Linked DNA regions of Homo sapiens: region 1 is linked to region 2. A link is a contact called in ENCODE Hi-C or POLR2A ChIA-PET data. All regions are on one chromosome and are shown on one strand. Each heading gives the region's core, a stretch centred on a gene start or an enhancer-like site at or near the end of the contact. The rest is flanking DNA. Distances are from core to core; before and after follow the strand shown. Region 1 holds the start of PCDHGA11 (protocadherin gamma subfamily A, 11). Region 2 holds the start of PCDHB2 (protocadherin beta 2).

Evidence for each region. Hi-C counts contacts between places; a loop is a spot of excess contacts on that map. ChIA-PET counts read pairs that join two places held with the same protein, here RNA polymerase II (POLR2A). Pooled maps may share reads with other maps.
Region 1: a pooled map shows a loop between it and region 2 (2.2-fold over the local background). The contact joins the promoter of PCDHGA11 here to the promoter of PCDHB2 in region 2. A Hi-C loop is called at or near these places in 2 of 168 maps with a recorded cell type or tissue (MCF 10A and PC-9) and 8 of 50 pooled maps. POLR2A ChIA-PET finds 5 or more read pairs at or near these places in 1 of 52 experiments (WTC11).

The regions. Positions count from the first base shown.
Region 1 is chr5:141,419,801-141,422,859 of GRCh38, forward strand. It overlaps PCDHGA11 (protocadherin gamma subfamily A, 11), which reads left to right and starts at 1,251. Exons shown (of 4, transcript NM_018914.3): 1 at 1,251-3,059. The coding sequence starts at 1,428. All of the region lies in intron 1 of PCDHGA1 (protocadherin gamma subfamily A, 1), which reads left to right. The region is part of intron 1 of PCDHGA2 (protocadherin gamma subfamily A, 2); the gene reads left to right. All of the region lies in intron 1 of PCDHGA3 (protocadherin gamma subfamily A, 3), which reads left to right. It also overlaps PCDHGB1, PCDHGA4, PCDHGB2, PCDHGA5, PCDHGB3 and PCDHGA6, and 9 more genes.
Region 2 is chr5:141,091,752-141,096,558 of GRCh38, forward strand. PCDHB2 (protocadherin beta 2) reads left to right here and starts at 2,864. Exons shown (of 1, transcript NM_018936.4): 1 at 2,864-4,807. The coding sequence starts at 3,040. It also overlaps PCDHB@.

The sequences.
Region 1 (3,059 bases), core at 1-2,500, 330 kb after region 2:
GATGGAGGACAGCCACCCCTTTCAGCCACTGCCACGCTGCACCTGGTGTTCGCAGATAGCTTGCAAGAGGTACTGCCGGATTTCAGCGACCATCCCACACCCTCTGACTCCCAGGCTGAGATGCAGTTTTACCTGGTGGTGGCCTTGGCCTTGATTTCTGTGCTCTTTCTCCTCGCGGTGATTCTAGCTATTGCTCTACGCCTGCGACAGTCTTTCAGCCCTACTGCAGGAGACTGCTTTGAGTCAGTTCTCTGCTCCAAGTCCGGACCTGTGGGTCCCCCCAACTACAGTGAGGGAACGTTGCCCTATGCCTATAATTTTTGTGTGCCTGGGGATCAAATGAATCCAGAATTTAATTTTTTCACATCTGTTGATCATTGTCCAGCCACACAAGATAACCTCAACAAAGATAGCATGCTACTGGCTAGCATTTTAACTCCCAGCGTTGAAGCAGATAAGAAGATTCTTAAACAGGTAAGTATTTAAAAATGTATTTAATCCTTTTTATATTACAATATGCCAATATATTCCAATATAGTGGTATTATTTTAAGATTCTAGATAACTTCTTCATAGAGTTCGCAAAATATAGGTCAAATTTATGGTTATCATTATTAAAACAAAAGTTTAAATTAAATGCCTCAGTCTTCCTACTATTCAAAGACATTTTAAAGCAAACTACATGGGTAATCTCCGGTGACATTTTTATGAAGTAAAATACCTTTCGGTTAAAAATATAAAATACAGGTATATTTTTACGGCATGGTATTTTAATTGAAACCCTGATGCTACTCAATTTTTCTCAAGTATTTCATCTTCATTTACTCAATAAAGGAACCTTGTAAGAATTATAGTTAGGCATCCTACCTGATGATTTTATCGGGACCGTATTATTTCCACTTCCAGAAATGTCGTTCCTTTCAGTCGGTTAAAATCAATTGGAACCAACTACAACCTACAAGTTTTCAGCTCCAGTAATATTTTGAAAACTTTTTAAAAATTAAGCAAGCCCTTTTAATAATTACTCCTTTCGCAGGTGTTCTTGGTAAAGTTTTAACGTCACATAATGTAAGTATTGTGTATCATCGTTTTTAAGCTCTACAAATACGTGTGATTCACAAAGGTGAGCGTAATCATTTCTTCTGGAATTTCTTAGTCGTTGCAATAATAAGAATGGGCTCTAGGCGCCGCTGCTCACCAATCAGGGAATGGGAAGCTGCGCGCCATTGAGTCCCTCCCTCCCCCGCCTCTACCACACAAAGCGGAATGAGATGGATACTCACAGATCCTGACACTGGAGACTTAGAAGTATTTTCCTTCGCTTTCTGATATATTTTGGATGTAGTCGGCCTAGGACTTCATAGATACATAAGCCGATTCACAACCAACCAGCTCGAGAAACCGCGGAATATCGGCTTAGAGCCTGCCATGGCGAATCGGCTACAGCGCGGGGACCGCAGTCGGCTGCTGCTGCTGCTGTGCATTTTCCTGGGGACGCTGCGGGGGTTCCGGGCCAGGCAGATCCGATATTCGGTGCCAGAAGAGACCGAAAAGGGCTCCTTCGTGGGCAATATCTCCAAGGACCTGGGGCTGGAGCCCCGGGAGCTGGCGAAGCGCGGAGTCCGCATCGTCTCCAGAGGGAAGACACAGCTTTTCGCTGTGAATCCGCGAAGCGGCAGCTTGATCACGGCAGGCAGGATAGACCGGGAGGAGCTCTGTGAGACGGTGTCCTCCTGTTTTTTAAATATGGAACTTCTCGTGGAAGACACCTTGAAGATTTACGGAGTGGAGGTGGAAATAATAGATATTAATGATAACGCCCCCAGCTTCCAGGAGGACGAAGTGGAGATAAAAGTCAGTGAGCACGCAATTCCTGGGGCGCGATTTGCTCTTCCTAATGCTAGGGATCCAGATGTGGGCGTGAACTCCCTCCAGAGCTACCAGCTCAGCCCTAATAATTACTTTTCCTTGCAACTGCGGGGCAGAACGGATGGGGCCAAGAATCCAGAGCTAGTACTGGAGGGAAGCCTGGACCGAGAGAAAGAGGCTGCTCACCTGCTCCTCCTCACAGCTTTAGATGGAGGCGATCCCATCCGAAAGGGCGCAGTTCCCATTCGTGTGGTGGTCCTCGATGTAAATGATCACATCCCAATGTTTACACAGTCCGTATATCGCGTGAGTGTTCCAGAAAACATCAGCTCCGGAACTCGGGTGCTGATGGTTAATGCAACGGATCCAGACGAGGGAATCAACGGGGAAGTAATGTATTCATTTCGGAACATGGAAAGCAAGGCTTCTGAAATATTCCAATTGGATTCACAAACTGGAGAAGTTCAAGTACGGGGGTCTCTGGATTTTGAAAAATATAGATTCTATGAGATGGAAATTCAAGGCCAAGATGGTGGAGGTCTCTTTACCACCACGACGATGTTGATCACTGTTGTGGATGTGAATGATAACGCTCCAGAAATAACTATCACCTCTTCTATTAATTCAATTCTGGAAAACTCTCCTCCAGGTACAGTGATTGCTCTTCTAAATGTGCAAGATCAAGATTCTGGAGAAAATGGTCAAGTCTCCTGTTTTATTCCTAACCACCTGCCTTTTAAATTAGAAAAGACTTATGGAAATTATTACAAATTGATAACAAGCAGAGTGCTGGACAGGGAGTTGGTCCAGAGCTACAATATAACGTTGACAGCCACAGACCAGGGAAGCCCGCCTTTGTCTGCAGAAACTCATGTCTGGCTGAATGTGGCAGATGACAACGATAACCCTCCCGTTTTTCCTCACTCCTCTTACTCTGCCTACATTCCCGAAAACAACCCCAGGGGTGCCTCCATCTTCTCAGTGACCGCCCTCGACCCGGACAGCAAACAGAATGCCCTGGTCACTTACTCTCTGACGGATGACACTGTCCAGGGGGTGCCTCTGTCCTCCTATGTCTCTATTAACTCCAACACTGGTGTTCTCTATGCCCTACAATCCTTCGACTATGAGCAGTTTCGAGACTTAGAACTGAGAGTGATAGCACGTGACAGCGGGGACCCGCCCCTCAGC
Region 2 (4,807 bases), core at 1,614-4,113:
CTAATGTGTTCTTGGTTATTGTATCCTCTGAAATATCTTAGATATTAAGTTTTCTATTCTCCAGCTTGTGAGAAGAGATTATGTTATTTTCTTCATATTACCTATTTTCCTCTCCTTTATGTTATCCCAAATTAACCATAACTGCTTTAGTTCAGAAAACCTGTCCAAAGGAAATAGCCATATACCTGGTTAAATATAAAATTTCGAGTAACCTACCAGTTATAATTTGCCTGTATGATATAACTGATCTTCACTACATCTATTTCGGACCCTAATCAGGTTTTGCAGATTATATAAAAAGCTGTTTTTAAAGACTTGGACCTTGGGTGTTATTCACCTCAATGAATTTGTTTAATGCTCAATGTCAATGAATTAACATATTTTGAATTATTATAACATCCATATAAAAGTAATAATCATGGAAAGCAAAAAATAATATCAACAGGTAGAGATAGGCATTTGTTTTCTAAATGTTAAGAAAAGGAACCTGTGATTATCCTTTTTTTAGCCAGTTACAAGATGATAAATGAGAGCTTTTTAAAATATTATGCTATTGTTACATTTAATAAATCATCCAGTCCAGTTTTCTGAAAATACAGGGGATAGAAGAACAGGTTAAATGATACCATGAGGAAACAATCAAATTTGGAATGTAGGACATCCTACAAAACAACTAGTCTGGACACTTCAGAAATCTAATGTCATTAAAGATGGGGGAGTATTCTAGAGTAAATAGATCTAATAGCCAAATACAATTATCAAAGTTGGTTGAAAAAGTTTCTAAGACATTCCTTATAACAAATAGTTAAAAAAGTAAGTGCATTTGTCAAAGGAACTTGAGTGAGTGTGAATTCTTATCAAAATTGAGGAAAAGATAATGGAAAGACAGTGAAATTTGATTGGGGCTGGATTTTAGATAACTGTAGAATTTTTTTAAATTTTCTTAGGTATGATAGAACCATTATGATTATATGAGATAATATTATAATTATGTGATACCTGCTGAAATATTTAGAGGTGAAATATGATGTCTGCAAGTTACTTTCATATAAGTCATCAGAAAAGCGGGTGTGTGTACAGAATAAGATAGAACAAATATGGTAAAATATAAACAATTGTTAAGTTTGGATGGAGGTTAGAGTTGTAGTTTATGTATAGTTCTTTTAACTGTTCTATATATTTAATTTTTTTCTTCATCCCCCAATTTTTTAACCCAATGGATCTTTTAGAGACACATCCTAATATTTATTATTATTATTATTATTTTGAGATGGAGTCTCGCTTTGTCACCAGGCTTGGAGTGCAATGGCATGATCTCAGCTCACTGCAATCTCCGCCTCCCGGGTTCAAGTGATTCTCCTGCCTCACCCTCCCAAGTAGCTGGGATTACAGGCACCCATCACCATGCCTGGCTCATTTTTTTTGTATTTTTAGTAGAGATGGGGTTTCACCAGGTTGGCCAGGATGGTCTTGATCTCTTGACCTCGTGATCTGCCTGCCTCGGCCTCCCAAAGTAAAATTATTTTTTAAAGCAGCCTTAGAGTTTACAGAAAATTGAGCAAATAGTACAAACAGTTCCCCTCACATACCGATTTTCTCCCACTCAAAGTTTCCCTGTTATCAAAATCTTGCATTACTGTGGTACATTTGTTACAATTGATGAGCCAATACTGGTAAATTATTAACTAAATTTCATAGTTTAGTGTTCACTCTTTGTGTTGTATAGTTCTGTGGATTTTGACAACGGCATAATGTCATGTATCTACCATTGTAGTATCGTAAAGTACCCCATGTTTAACCTCTTCATCCCCCTCCCTCTTCTTCCTAGCTATCACTTGTCTTTTAAATGTCTCTATAATTTGGCCTTTTTCAGAGTATCATGTAATTTGAATTATACAGTATCATTGCCTTTTCAGACTGGATTCTTTCACTGAGAAATATGCATTTAAGTTTCCTTCATGTCATTCTGTGGCTTGATAACTTCTTTATATTAACATTAAAAAAGAAACAAAAAGACAAAATTAAAAAACCTAACAACAAACAATGACATATATACCCTGTTTGGAAGCAGATTGAAGAAACCATCACTGAAAAGACATTTTTAAAGATAATTGGGGAAACTGGAATATTTACTGGCTATTTAATATTATGAAATTGCTCTTTGCTAGATGTGGTAATTGAATTGAGGTTATGTTGAAAGTTCTCCTAGGCATTAGAAAGGAAAATAATATTGATACATTTACAATAAGGAAATATCTGGCTGCTCTTGGAGAGTTTCATGAGGCTCAGACACATCAAAGTTCAGGAAAATGTGAAGTGGGAGCAGTGCAAAGAAAGAAATATGAGTAAGGAGACTATTTCAGTGCCCATTAAAATACTCTTATTTGGATTCTGTGCTTTTCCTGGGTCTCTGTTTTTCAGCTGGGTTTGAGTGTGATGATGGTAATCTAACCACCACTGAGTTGCACACATGCCCAAACTCTGAATAAAAATAGAACTTTCTTAGTCTAAGCCTTCTTTCCGAAGCATGCTAGGACTGAGATCACTCCCTTCCAGGTTCTGAAATTTATTTTTTCCAGTTTGAAAAAAAAAAAAAGCTTGGATTTGTGAGGGAAGTGAAGATTTATTTATTCTTGCCCTGTCTCTATGGGTGCAATGAAGAGCCTTTCGAAACGCCAATAAGACTTCGGTACACTGAGAGACACTACTTGAAAATACTCAATTTCGATTGCCATCAGCCTGAAAGAAAGCACTGGGATTTTCTTAAAGTTTAGGAGAAAATAAATACTCGGAAGAGACGCGGGGTGGCGCTGCAGCCTTAGAAGTAGCAGAAACAAAGCACCCAGCCGACGCTCCCTTACCCAGATACTCAGCTAAAGAAGCAGCAAGCAGGAAGAGGAGGCTTTCTAAGGCGGTCGCTCCGGGAAATCCGGGCCCTAGGATTGTCCACTCATCCCAGTATCAGCGAGATACGGGGAGATAGAGTTAGCGACAACGTGAGCCAGAGCTGGAGCACGTTTGGTGAGAGACCAGAAAGCAATGGAGGCCGGAGAGGGGAAGGAGCGCGTTCCGAAACAAAGGCAAGTCCTGATATTCTTTGTTTTGCTGGGCATAGCTCAGGCTAGTTGCCAGCCTAGGCACTATTCAGTGGCCGAGGAAACGGAGAGTGGCTCCTTTGTGGCCAATTTGTTAAAAGACCTGGGGCTGGAGATAGGAGAACTTGCTGTGAGGGGGGCCAGGGTCGTTTCCAAAGGAAAAAAAATGCATTTGCAGTTCGATAGGCAGACCGGGGATTTGTTGTTAAATGAGAAATTGGACCGGGAGGAGCTGTGCGGCCCCACAGAGCCCTGTGTCCTACCTTTCCAGGTGTTACTAGAAAATCCCTTGCAGTTTTTTCAGGCGGAGCTACGGATTAGGGACGTAAATGATCATTCCCCAGTTTTCCTAGACAAAGAAATACTTTTGAAAATTCCAGAAAGTATCACTCCTGGAACTACTTTCTTAATAGAACGTGCCCAGGACTTGGATGTAGGAACCAACAGTCTCCAAAATTACACAATCAGTCCCAATTTCCACTTTCATCTTAATTTACAAGACAGTCTCGATGGCATAATATTACCACAGCTGGTGCTGAACAGAGCCCTGGATCGCGAGGAGCAGCCTGAGATCAGGTTAACCCTCACAGCGCTAGATGGCGGGAGTCCACCCAGGTCCGGCACGGCCCTGGTACGGATTGAAGTTGTGGACATCAATGACAACGTCCCAGAGTTTGCAAAGCTGCTCTATGAGGTGCAGATCCCGGAGGACAGCCCCGTTGGATCCCAGGTTGCCATCGTCTCTGCCAGGGATTTAGACATTGGAACTAATGGAGAAATATCTTATGCATTTTCCCAAGCATCTGAAGACATTCGCAAAACGTTTCGATTAAGTGCAAAATCGGGAGAACTGCTTTTAAGACAGAAACTGGATTTCGAATCCATCCAGACATACACAGTAAATATTCAGGCGACAGATGGTGGGGGCCTATCTGGAACTTGTGTGGTATTTGTCCAAGTGATGGATTTGAATGACAATCCTCCGGAACTAACTATGTCGACACTTATCAATCAGATCCCAGAAAACTTGCAGGACACCCTCATTGCTGTATTCAGCGTTTCAGATCCTGACTCCGGAGACAACGGAAGGATGGTGTGCTCCATCCAAGATGATCTTCCTTTTTTCTTGAAACCTTCTGTTGAGAACTTTTACACTCTGGTGATAAGCACGGCCCTGGACCGGGAGACCAGATCCGAATACAACATCACCATCACCGTCACCGACTTCGGGACACCCAGGCTGAAAACCGAGCACAACATAACCGTGCTGGTCTCCGACGTCAATGACAACGCCCCCGCCTTCACCCAAACCTCCTACACCCTGTTCGTCCGCGAGAACAACAGCCCCGCCCTGCACATCGGCAGCGTCAGCGCCACAGACAGAGACTCGGGCACCAACGCCCAGGTCACCTACTCGCTGCTGCCGCCCCAGGACCCGCACCTGCCCCTCGCCTCCCTGGTCTCCATCAACGCGGACAACGGCCACCTGTTCGCTCTCCAGTCGCTGGACTACGAGGCCCTGCAGGCGTTCGAGTTCCGCGTGGGCGCCGCAGACCGCGGCTCCCCGGCGTTGAGCAGCGAGGCGCTGGTGCGCGTGCTGGTGCTGGACGCCAACGACAACTCGCCCTTCGTGCTGTACCCGCTGCAGAACGGCTCCGCGCCCTGCACCGAGCTGGTGCCCCGGGCGGCCGAGCCGGGCTACCTGGTGACCA